Linked DNA regions of Homo sapiens: region 1 is linked to region 2. Evidence: read pairs that join two places in POLR2A ChIA-PET (ENCODE). Cell type or tissue: PC-9. All regions are shown on one strand. Each heading gives the region's core, and the rest is flanking DNA. Links, peaks and the distances in the headings are about the cores only. Region 1 overlaps PPP6C (protein phosphatase 6 catalytic subunit). Region 2 holds the start of OLFML2A (olfactomedin like 2A).

Evidence for each region. ChIA-PET counts read pairs that join two places held together with the same protein. Peaks named below come from ENCODE experiments on the same cell type or tissue, not always from the same donor. Only the 100,000 strongest peaks of a DNase experiment are listed, where the experiment ranks them.
Region 1: POLR2A ChIA-PET joins it to region 2 with 27 read pairs; 4 of 35 experiments call an interaction of 5 or more read pairs at or near these places.

What each region holds. Positions count from the first base shown.
Region 1 is chr9:125,158,238-125,163,610 of GRCh38, forward strand. It overlaps PPP6C (protein phosphatase 6 catalytic subunit), which reads right to left. Exons shown (of 7, transcript NM_002721.5): 3 at 2,604-2,669; 4 at 4-145. Among named protein-coding and RNA genes, the nearest start is that of SCAI, 17 kb to the left of the region's middle. In PC-9, for the core only: no CTCF peak of the experiment used is centred there; DNase peaks (open chromatin) are centred at 3,194 and 4,874; H3K27ac peaks cover 1,675 bases.
Region 2 is chr9:124,776,390-124,781,762 of GRCh38, forward strand. It overlaps OLFML2A (olfactomedin like 2A), which reads left to right and starts at 744. Exons shown (of 8, transcript NM_182487.4): 1 at 744-971. The coding sequence starts at 882. RefSeq lists silencers at 648-747, 818-1,117. In PC-9, for the core only: CTCF peaks have their summits at 973 (motif pointing right) and 1,177; a DNase peak (open chromatin) is centred at 2,992; H3K4me3 peaks cover 863 bases; H3K27me3 peaks cover 369 bases.

The DNA of each region.
Region 1 (5,373 bases), core at 77-5,076, 380 kb after region 2:
TACCATAAAATCCATAGACCTGTGTTATCTGTCTACTCTCATGATTTCCTCGCAAAAGTGTAATACGATCAGGCCATTTAGCCTTTAATGCAAGAAGGTAAGTGAAGGTCTCCAAACTATAGTAACCTCTGTCTACAAAATCACCCTGTGAAGTAAAAGTTTACAGTTACAAACAATACAATAGCCACAATATTCTTTTCAAATTATATCAAACTGTACAAACATATAGTTTATAACTACAATAAAGAGTTACATACTGAATTATTTGGAAATTTGATTTTAACAAAAAAATAAAATACACGTAAACAAATTTTTTCTATTAAATGTTTATACAAACAAGATTTTTGATTCCAGGGAAATCTACAAGAATCTGCTGTGCCATTCTCTCAAAAACTTTCCCTGAAAAAAAAAACCACCATTTTTTTTTCTTTTTTTTCTTTTTTTGAGACAGTATCACTCTGTCACCCAGGCTGGAGTGCAGTGGCACAATCTCGGTTCACTGCAACCTCCGCCTCCCGGGTTCAAGCGATTCTCTTGCCTCAGACTCCTGAGTAGCTGGGATTACAGGTACAAGCCGCCACCACACCCGGCTGATTTTTGTATTTTTTGTAGAGACGGGGGTTTCACCAGGTTGGTCAGGCTGGTCTCAAACTCCTGACCTTGTGATCCACCCACGTTGGCCTCCCAAAGTGCTGGGATTATAGATGTGAGCCACCACACCTGGCAAAACCACCATTTTTTCAATCCTCTATTACCTACATTAGTTGATTTGGTCATCTGCTAACCAGTATTTTTTAAGTTTTTTTTTTTTTTTTTTTTAGATGGAGTTTCACTCTTGTTGCCCAGGCTGGAGTGCAATGGCGTGATCTTGGCTCACTGCAACCTCCCCTTCCTGGATTCAAGTGATTCTCCCACCTCAGCTTCCTGAGTAGCTGGGATTACAGGCATGCACCACCAAGCCCGGCTAATTTTGTATTTTTTTTTTTTTTTTAGTAGAGACGGGGTTTCTCCATGTTGGTCAGGCTGGTCTCAAACTCCTGACCTCAGGTGATCCACCTGCCTCGGCCTCCCAAAGTGCTGGGATTACAGGCGTGAGCCACTGCGCCCGGCCAAGTAATTTAATTTTTAAAAATTCAATTTTTTTTTTTTTTTAGAGATGGGGTCTCACTATGTTGCCCAGGTTGGTCTAGAACTCCTGAGCTTAAACAATCATCCCACCTCAGCCTCCCAAGTAGCTGGGACTACAGGCATGTACCACCATGCCCAGGTAAAATAATTTTTTATTTTAAGAATCATTTTAACTGTATTGGAAGAGTTGCCTACTTGAAGAAAAAAATTTTTTGTAAAAGCAAATACCATAATTATAACAGCGTTCTAGGCTCAGTTTTGCATTTAACAACCATATATGATAATATACTATTTACACTTCCCATTAATGTCTGACTTGGGCCAATATTACACCAATAGGAAAACAGCTGAAAGAATAGGAAAGTGGCCGGCGTGGTGGCTCACCCCTGTAATCCCAGCACTTTGGGAGGCCAAGGCAGGGGCCGAGGTGGGCGGATCACGAGTTCAAGAGATCCAGACCATCCTGGCCAACATAGTGAAATCCTGTCTCTACTAAAAATACAAAAATTAGCTGGGCGTGGTGGCGCACGCCTGTAATACCAGCTACTCGGGAGGCTGAGGCAAGAGAATCACTTGAACCCAAGAGGCAGAGGTTGCAGTAAGCCAATCGCACCACTGCACTCCAGCCTGGCAACAGAGAGAGACTCCGTCTCAAAAAAAAAAAATAAGAAAGTGACCCAGAAACTTTCAGAAGGAAAGAAAATGAGAGAAGGATCCAGAAAAAGTTCAACAGTAACATTACATTCCAAAAGAAAAGCAAACATCTATAGCAAATGTGTATGTGTGTATATTAATCCATCCATAGATTAACGAGAGATAAAAATGAATGCTCGAAAAGTCTGAATAAATAATAGTCAATTGAAGATTTTTGCCTTAAACCAGGGGTTCTGGGTTATTTTTTATGCCCAACCATTACTGACAGCTACAACCCAACCCTATCTACAGTGGCTTACTAAGGCAATTAATTAGAGGACATAGTTAAATGTAGAAAAGTATACAATCACCTTGATATGGTTTGGCTGTGTCCCCACCCAAATCTCATCTTGAATTCCCACATGTTGTGGGAGGGACTCGATGGAAAGTAATTGAATCATGGGGGCAAGTCTTTCCTGTGCTGTTCTCATGACAATAAGTCTCATGAGATCTGATGGTTTTAAAAACAAGAGATCCCTGCACAGTCTCTCTCTCTTTGCCTGCCGCCATCCACATAAGATGTGACTTGGTCCTCCTTGCCTTCTGCATGATTGTGAGGCCTCTCCAGCCATGTGAAACTGTTAAGTCCATTAAACCTCTTTTGTAAATTGCCCAGTCTCAGGTATGTCTTTATCAGCGGCGTGAAAACGGACTAATACACATCTTTTAATATACTGAAATAGGGACTGTCACATGGTAAAGAATTATTATGCAATTTACATTTAATAAGTCAGATCCTTTCCATTTTAAACAAGCACTTGATATCACTGGTGTTTACATACCATAAATATGTAGTTTGTGTCAGGAACCTGACCTCCAGTTCTGAACAGTTCACAAAGGTCATAAAACTATAAAAGAAATGCAATACATGCTGATTACAAATTCCTGTTAAGAAGCAAAGCAACAAAACTGAGAGTGAAATGTGTAAAGAAGCAGCTAAGAGGACTCCAAATATTTACATTTTTAAGAAATAAAGTGTAAGCCAAACTGCCAAGCACACAGTTCTCAAGACTAAAAAAAGCACTAAATAAAGCTCAGTTACCATAAAGTCACTCCTAGATTATTATCATAGGATTCCCTTTCTCATTTTCTTTCATACATCTCCCCATCTATCTCTTGAGAATTCTGACATCCTTTATCAATTGTCTAATTTCTCAGTAAGCTAATCTAACAGCCCACCCAAATTCTGTATCTATTTTAATGAGACAAAAGATTACAGAAACAAGTGGATACCTCTTTTTCTTCCAAACTGAACTTACATGACACTCCAGTGTTATACAGAGATCTTCCCACATTCTACAGTTAGAGTTATATACCCTCAGGCTCCACAGCCATGGAGTGTCTCCTCAATGATCAGTTAAAAAAAAATTATATATTTCATCATATTTTTTGTTTTTTGTTTTAAGACAGGGTTTGGCTCTGTTACCCAGGCCGGAATGCAGTGGTGCAATCATAACTCACTGCAGCCACAAATTCCTGGGCTCAAGTAACCCTCCTACCTTGCCCTCCTCAGTAGCTAGGACCACAGTTACACACCACCATGCCCAGCAAATTTTTATAGAGACAGGGTCTCGCTTTTTTGCCCAAGCTGGTCTCAAACTACTGGCTTCAGGCAATCCTCCCACCTCAGTCTCCCAAAGTGCTGGGATTACAAGTGTGATCCATGACACCCAAGGATATTTCATCATATTTCTATTTACTGAAATTTGGTAACTGGCAAATTGTGCATTTGTCAAATTTCAGTCCACTAGATTATTACCCTAGCCCTAATTTCCAAAGAAAGCATTACAGTTTTTCTGGAAGAAAAACGATTTTGGATTAAGGGAATTGACTACAATACATTGGACCAATTACAACTAACAACTTCTAACACATTCATCTTTTACACTTGAAATAAAATTATCATTTAAACTTTTAACACTTAATAGGAATGTTAGTCAAAGTGAAGAAAACTGAAAGTGAGATGTTAACTACTGAAAGAAATAAAGTAACACCTTTTATAACAATGTTCCATAAGTCTAAAAAGTCAGACAAAAAAAAAAAAACAACTTTAGGAAGCTTAATATAAAATGTATCTGAAAATTAGCTAACAGGCCAAGCTGCTCACACCTGTAATCCTGGAACTTTGGGAGCTCACGCCTGTAATCCCAGCACTTTGGGAGTCCCAGGCAGGCAGATCACTTGAGGTCAGGAGTTCAAGACCAGCTTAGCCAATGTGGTGAAACCCCATCTCTACTAAAAATACAAAAATTATCCAGGGGTGGTGGCCTGCACCTGTAATCCCAGCTACCTGGGAGGCTGAGGCACAAGAATTGCTTGAGCCCAGGAGGTAGAGGTTGCAGTGAGCCAAGATCATGCCACTGCACTCCAGCCTGGGCAACAGAGCAAGATTCTGTCTCAAAAAAAAAAAAAAAAAAAAAAAAAAGTGTTATGGTCCGGGCACAGTGGCTCACACTTGTAATCCCAGCATTGTGGGAGGCTGAGGCAGGTGGATCATGAGGTCAGGAGATCAAGACCAGACTGGCCAACATGGTGAAACCCTGTCTCTACTAAAAATACAAAAATTAGCTGGGCATCATGGTGGGCACCTGTAATCAATCCCTGCTACTCGGGAGGCTGAGGCAGGAGAATCACCTGAACCTGAGAGGTGGAGGATGCAGTAAGCCAAGATCACGCCACTGCACTCTAGCCTGGGTGACAGAGCAAGACTCCGTCTCAAAAAAAAAAAAAAAAAGTGGGCCAAGCACAGAGGCTCACGCCTGTAATCCCAGCACTTTGGGAGGCCGAGGCGGGTGGATCACCTGAGGTCAGGAGTTCGAGACCAGCCTGGCCAACATGGCGAAACCCAGTCTCTACTAAAAATACAAAAATTAGCCAGGCGTGGCGGCGGGCACCTGTAGTCCCAGCTACCTCAGGAGGCTGAGGCAGGAGAATCACTTGAACCTGGGAGACGGAGGTTACAGTGAGCCAGGATGGTGCCACTGCATTCCAGCCTGGATGACACAGCAAGACTCTGTCTCAAAAAAAAAAAAGTGTTATGACAACATTTAAAACATCAAAAGAAACAGCCTTCATGACTAACATAAGTGAATATCTTAAATTAAGATCTAGCAACTCAAGGACCTTATGAGGCCATGAATAAAAATTATGACGAAAACCATGTAGCAAAATGCAAAAATCATTAGGGAAAAGAATGGAATACAAAACTATACCTATAACTACACAATTCTATTATGTAAAAAATTGAGTAGTTATATACACAAAGTCAGGAAGTGAACATTAAAAAGTTTTGTAAGTCAGTTTTTTAATAAAAATATGGTAGAAGAGTGAGTATCCTTAAACTTTTCTATTGATGTTTACAGATATGTTTTTTTGTTTTGTTTTGTTTTTTTGAGACAGTCTCACTCTGTTGCCCAGGCTGCAATGCAATGGTGCGATCTCGGCTCACTGCATCCTCCGCCTCCCAGGTTCAAGTGATTCTCCTGCCTCAGCCTCCCGAGTAGCTGGGATTACAGGCGCGTGCCAACAGCCCCAGCTAATTTATGTATTTTT
Region 2 (5,373 bases), core at 273-5,272:
AGGTGGGAGGATTGCTTGAGCCCAGAAGTTCAAGACCAGTCTAGGCAACAGAGTGAGACCCCGTCTCTGCAAAAAAAAAAAAAACTTTAAATTAGCCAGGTGTAGTGGTGCACACCTGTAGTTTCAGCTACTCAGGAGGCTGAGGTGGGAGGATCACTTGAGCTGGGAAGGTCAAGGCTGTAGTGAGCTGGGATCGCACCACTGCACTACGGCCTGGGCAACAGAGTGAGAAAAATAAAAATTTAAAAGCCGGAAGCTACTGGAGTTTGGGAGCCGACAGGAGGGATTCCAGAGGGAAGGAGAAATGAAAGACGGAAGACAGGTTGGGGTTGCTGAGCCTTGGGAAGGCTTACAGCAGTCAGGTCCCTGTCCAGAAGTGGGTGAAATCGGAGAGCGCAAGGGCTCACGTGCCCTGGGAACATCCGTCTCTCATGCGAACTTTACAAACACTCCAAAAGGAAAGCACGAGTCCCCCATCTTACAGATGAGGAAACTGAGGCACACAGGTGAAGGGACACGCCCAAGGTCCCACGACTCACAGGACAGGACCTGAGTCCGTGAGAGGAGCCCACGCGCCTCGCCCTGGCCCCGTTGCTCCTGCCGGCTGCGATCGAGACCCACCCTGGCGCGCGGGCAGGGATGCCCTTGGGAGAGCCGCCCGACGACGGGGAGGCCCCGCGAACGGCGGGCGGGGCGGGGCGGGGTGCCCCCTCCGCCCTAGCTCCGCCCCTGGCGGCGCTGGAAGACCCGCGGGGCTGGCAGCAGGGTGCAGGCGCGGGGCGCGGGGCAGGCAGAGCGGGCGAAGGCGCGGAGCTCGCAGTGCAGCCCGCGCTTCCCAGCGTCCGTGCCCGGCCGCCTGTGCCTACCGTGCCCGTGGCGCCATGGCCGCTGCCGCCCTCCCGCCCCGGCCGCTGCTCCTTCTGCCGCTAGTGCTGCTGCTGAGCGGCCGCCCCACGCGCGCCGACAGTAAGGTACGCACGCCCCTCGGACCCGCGCGGCTCGGCGGGTAGCGGGGCGCGAGGGGGCGCTGTGGCTGGGGTGCGGCCCGGGAGGGAGCCCGGGGCCAGGGCGGAGGAGCCGGGAGCTGAGAGACCGAACCTGGGACTTCTCAGCACTGAAGCCGCAGGGGCAGGGGCCCCGAGAGAGGGGCGCGTGGAGGAACAAGCGCTGGAGATGTAGGGATGCTAGGGACCCGGGGCCTGAGGAAGGGGCGCTGGGACCGGGTCCGATTCCCGGAGGGGTCGGGGGATTTCCCCGGAGTGCTGGCCAGACTCGGGGTTCGTAGGGGAAGCTCCTGGCAACTGTTACCCAACGACTCCCAGGCTTGCAGCAAGCCCTGGGCCACGGCTTTCACGGCCCGCTGGGGACTGGGGGTCTTCTCTACCCGATGAACGCAGCCGCGCTGGCCACTCGCCTGGCCTCTGATGTTCTTGCCAGGGACCGGGTGCACCCCCTGGAGGACTAGGTAGCTCCAGAAGTGGTCTGAGCTGTTCTCTGCTGTGGCTAAGAGGATCTGCTCTGGTGTCAAGCCGACCTGGGTTCAGTCGCACATCCGCTTCTCATCCGCCATCGCCCATCTGAGCCTCCGTCTATTCACCTGTAGATACAGGGAGAATCATGGGACCCACTTCCTGCAGTTGATGGTCTCTAGATGCGGTGTGGTCATGCCTGTAAAGTACTTAGCACTAGGCCGGGCGCGGTGGCTCACGCCTGTAATCCCAGCACTTTGGGAGGCCGAGACGGGCGGATCACAAGGTCAGGAGATCGAGACCATCCTGGCTAACACGGTGAAACCCCGTCTCTACTAAAAATACAAAAAAAAGTAGCCAGGCATGGTGGTGGGCGCCTGTAGTCCCAGCTACTCCGGAAGCTGAGGTAGGAGAATGGCGTGAACCCGGGAGGCGGAGCTTGCAGTGAGCCGAGATCGCGCCACTGCACTCCAGCCTGGGCGACAGAGCGAGACTCCGTGTCAAAAAAAAAAAGAAAAAAAAAAAATACTTAGCACCAGAGCACTTGGGGTGTTCTGGAAATGACTCCCTGATGGCCAGGTTCAGTGGCTCACACCTGTAATCCTAGCACTTTGGGAGGCCAAGGCAGGTGGATCGCTTGAGGCCAGGAGTTCAGGACCAGCCTGGCCAATATGGTGAAACCCCATCTCTACTAAAAATACAAAAATTAGCTGGGCGCAGTGGCACAAGACCAGTCTAGGCAACAGAGTGAGACCCCGTCTCTATAAAAAAAAAAAAAATTAAATTAAATTAGCCAGGTGTGGTGGTGCACACCTGTAATCCCAGCTACTCGGGAGGCTGAAGCAGGAGAATCGCTTGAACCCAGCAGGCGGAGGTTGCAGTCAGTGGAGATTGCGCCAGTGCACTCCAACCTGGGGAACAGAGCAAGATTGTGTCTTAAAACAAAACAAAACAAACAAAAAAAAAAACGGACAGACCTTGGGGAGAGTGAGGAGCAGGACCAGAGCCCTGGTCACAGAGCGTGAGGGCAAAAAAGTGACTTCCAATACCTCTCCAGCCTCTTTCCTGGTAGAATGTGAGTGTCCTGCCTGCCCACGGACAGATAAAAGACAGAAGCCACTAGCCACACGGTGAGTATATGAGCAGTGGGCACTGGCCAACTCTCAGCCTGATTCAGCTCAGGGCATGAAAGCACCCACGTACAACGCTGCTCATGTACTCCAGAGACAAGGAGGGAATGAGTATTTTTTCTAATTTACAGGTGGGGAAACTAGGGTGTTTACAGAGGCAGCTGGCTTGTACATTTAAAACCCTAGGTTCTGGCCTTCCTCTGCTATTCTTCTGCTGTGTGACCTTGGGCAAATCACTGCCTGTCTCTGGGCTTCAGTTTCTTCATCTAAGAAACATCTCCCCAACCTTCCTTCCATATGGGGCCCTCTGGGATTCCCTGATCTGGCTCAGGTATGATGACAAGTGAGTAGAAAATCCTAGGTAACCTGATCAGTGCCTTGTCACCACTGGGATCTCTGGCTGGGAGGGATATTTGGTGTTGGGCATCGTCTGTGCAGAGAGCTGTAGAGCTTGTGGGGGAGAGCTCACATTCTAAACAAAGCAGAGACAAAGAAAACCCAACACCCTGTTTGTGTAGTGAGTCAGCCAAACACTTGCTAGGTTGTGTGTGTGTGTGGTGGGGGGGGGGTGTTTAGCTGTCCCAGGACAAGCTGGGGCTGGTGGGGTGGAGAGGCACAACCTAGAGCTTGCAGGATGAACAGCTGGGGGACTCAGCACAGCCCTCCCCCAGACACCTCCCACCCCCAAACCACTTCAGCCAGCTGGGAAAAATAAAAATCAAGTGATGGGTGAATTTACTCTGCATTCCTTAGCTGAGCCAGACTCCTGCTGGCTCTGCAGAGAGAGCTGTTTTCATTATCACTCGCTCCTTCCCCCATCACAACCCCGCCTTCCTCTCCAAGCCCATTCCGTTTTCCCTGGGGTGGAGGATGAGCCCTTCGGAGGGCCAGCCTGGGACTTGAAGTCAATGTAGGGCCCTAAAGGGTTAAGTTGGCCCCTCCTTGGGCTTCCTGTTCCTGGGAGCTCTAGTCTGCCCTCTGGCCCAGCACATTCAGGGGTCCAGGGCAGCTCACCCCAGGACTCTGTTGGTCTCCTTGGCCAGCTCCTTGCTCAACGTGTTTTCATTTCATGTTTATAACTAGGTCTCTCCTAAACTGGATTTTGAGTTTCCATCTAAGGAAGTGCTTTGTCGGGGCTGGGAGGAGGAGGGGGACCCCACAGCTTCCCTGGTATTTCTGAAGGGCTGCCCAGCACAGAGGTTGGAATGGACAGGTAACCACATGACACCCAGGCATAGCACCGCAGACCTCTGGGGAGCTGCTTCTTGCTGTGGGTTCTTGGAATGTGACTGAGAATTTTCCATCTCTACCTCAGTTTCCCCATCTGTGAAAGGGCTGCCGGTGCCTCACTCCCTCCAGCATCAAGGGGTGGGGAGGGGGTCTTTGGTCAGCCTGCTGATCAGGGGCCCAAGGACAGAGGGAAGCCCAAAGGACTGTGGGAGCCCAGCCAGGGGAGCAGGAGGGGCTAGAGCAGGCAGGCGGTGGTGTCCGGGGCTGGATCAGATGTTCCAGGCCAGGCTAGTCCCGGGGGTTTAGGTGTTGCTTCGCCTCCGCTCCGGGAGTTTCCGCCTGTGGGTGTAATTGGAAACAGGCTCTCCGGCAGGCGAGGGCCACATAGTGATGGAGTCCTCCTTCGACACATCAAGACTGTGAGGCCAGGCCAAGCCCTACTGGGTGTCTCTGCAAGGAGGGTCTTATCCCAACACTCCCTTTGGCTGGGGCATCTGGGGCAGAGCCTTGAGGAGCATCGTGTGTGCCAAGCCATGTCCCCAGCACTTACATGCAGAATCTTACACATCCCTTGTGCCAACACTCTGAGGCTTCAGCGGCCCTTCCCCATTTTATGGTCTTGAACACTGAGGCTCAAAAGAGTCTGATTGAGGTTGTTCAAAACTCCTAAACAGAGGGAGCCTGAGTAGTTGGAGCCTTGGAGCCTCTAGGAAGCATCCAGATAGGCTGGGGAGCCGGAAAGCGTCTGAACCATCGGGTTAGAGCAGGACCCAGGCATCTGCAGCTCCCAGGTGCACCCCCAGGCAATTCTGAGGCATGGCCCCCAGTTGGGAACTCATGGAGGGAGTAGGGATCCATGGAGGTTTGTGGAGCAAGAGTAAAATAGATTACCAAGGAGGAGCTTTTGGGAGATTCATCAAACACAGGAAGCTGCTGTGTTGTCCAGGTAGCAGTTAATATGGCCCGAACTAGGGCTATGGCTGTGGAGTGGAGAGCAGGGGACAGAGGTCAGAGATATTTAGGATGAAGGGTCAGAAGAACACGATGACTGACAGATTATCCAGGGTAAGAAGGAGGCTCAGAGATCCAGGCTGGGCAGGAGGGTAGGTGGACATGGGTCTGGGAGAAGAGGCTGGGTCCAGTCTTGGAATGGATTGAGTTTGGGGTACCTCTGGGCAGCCAGGGGGAGGTGCCCAACTGGCTACTGTGCTCTTGGGGAGGTCTTTGCCTCATGGTGAGGCGGGGCTGGCCATGAGGAAAAAGGGCAGACCCAACTTCAAGATGACACAAGTTGGGCGGGCGTGGTGGCTCACACCTGTAATCCCAGCACTTTGGGAGCCCAAGGTGGGCAGATCACCTGAGGTCAGGAGTTCGAGACCAGCCTGGCCAACATAGTGAAATGCCATCTCTACTAAAAATACAAAAATTAGCCGAGCATGGTGGCACACACCTGTAATCCTGGATACTCAGGAGGCTGAAGCAAGAGAATCACTTGAACCTGGGAGGCAGAGGTTGCAGTGAGCCAAGATCGCGCCATTGCACTC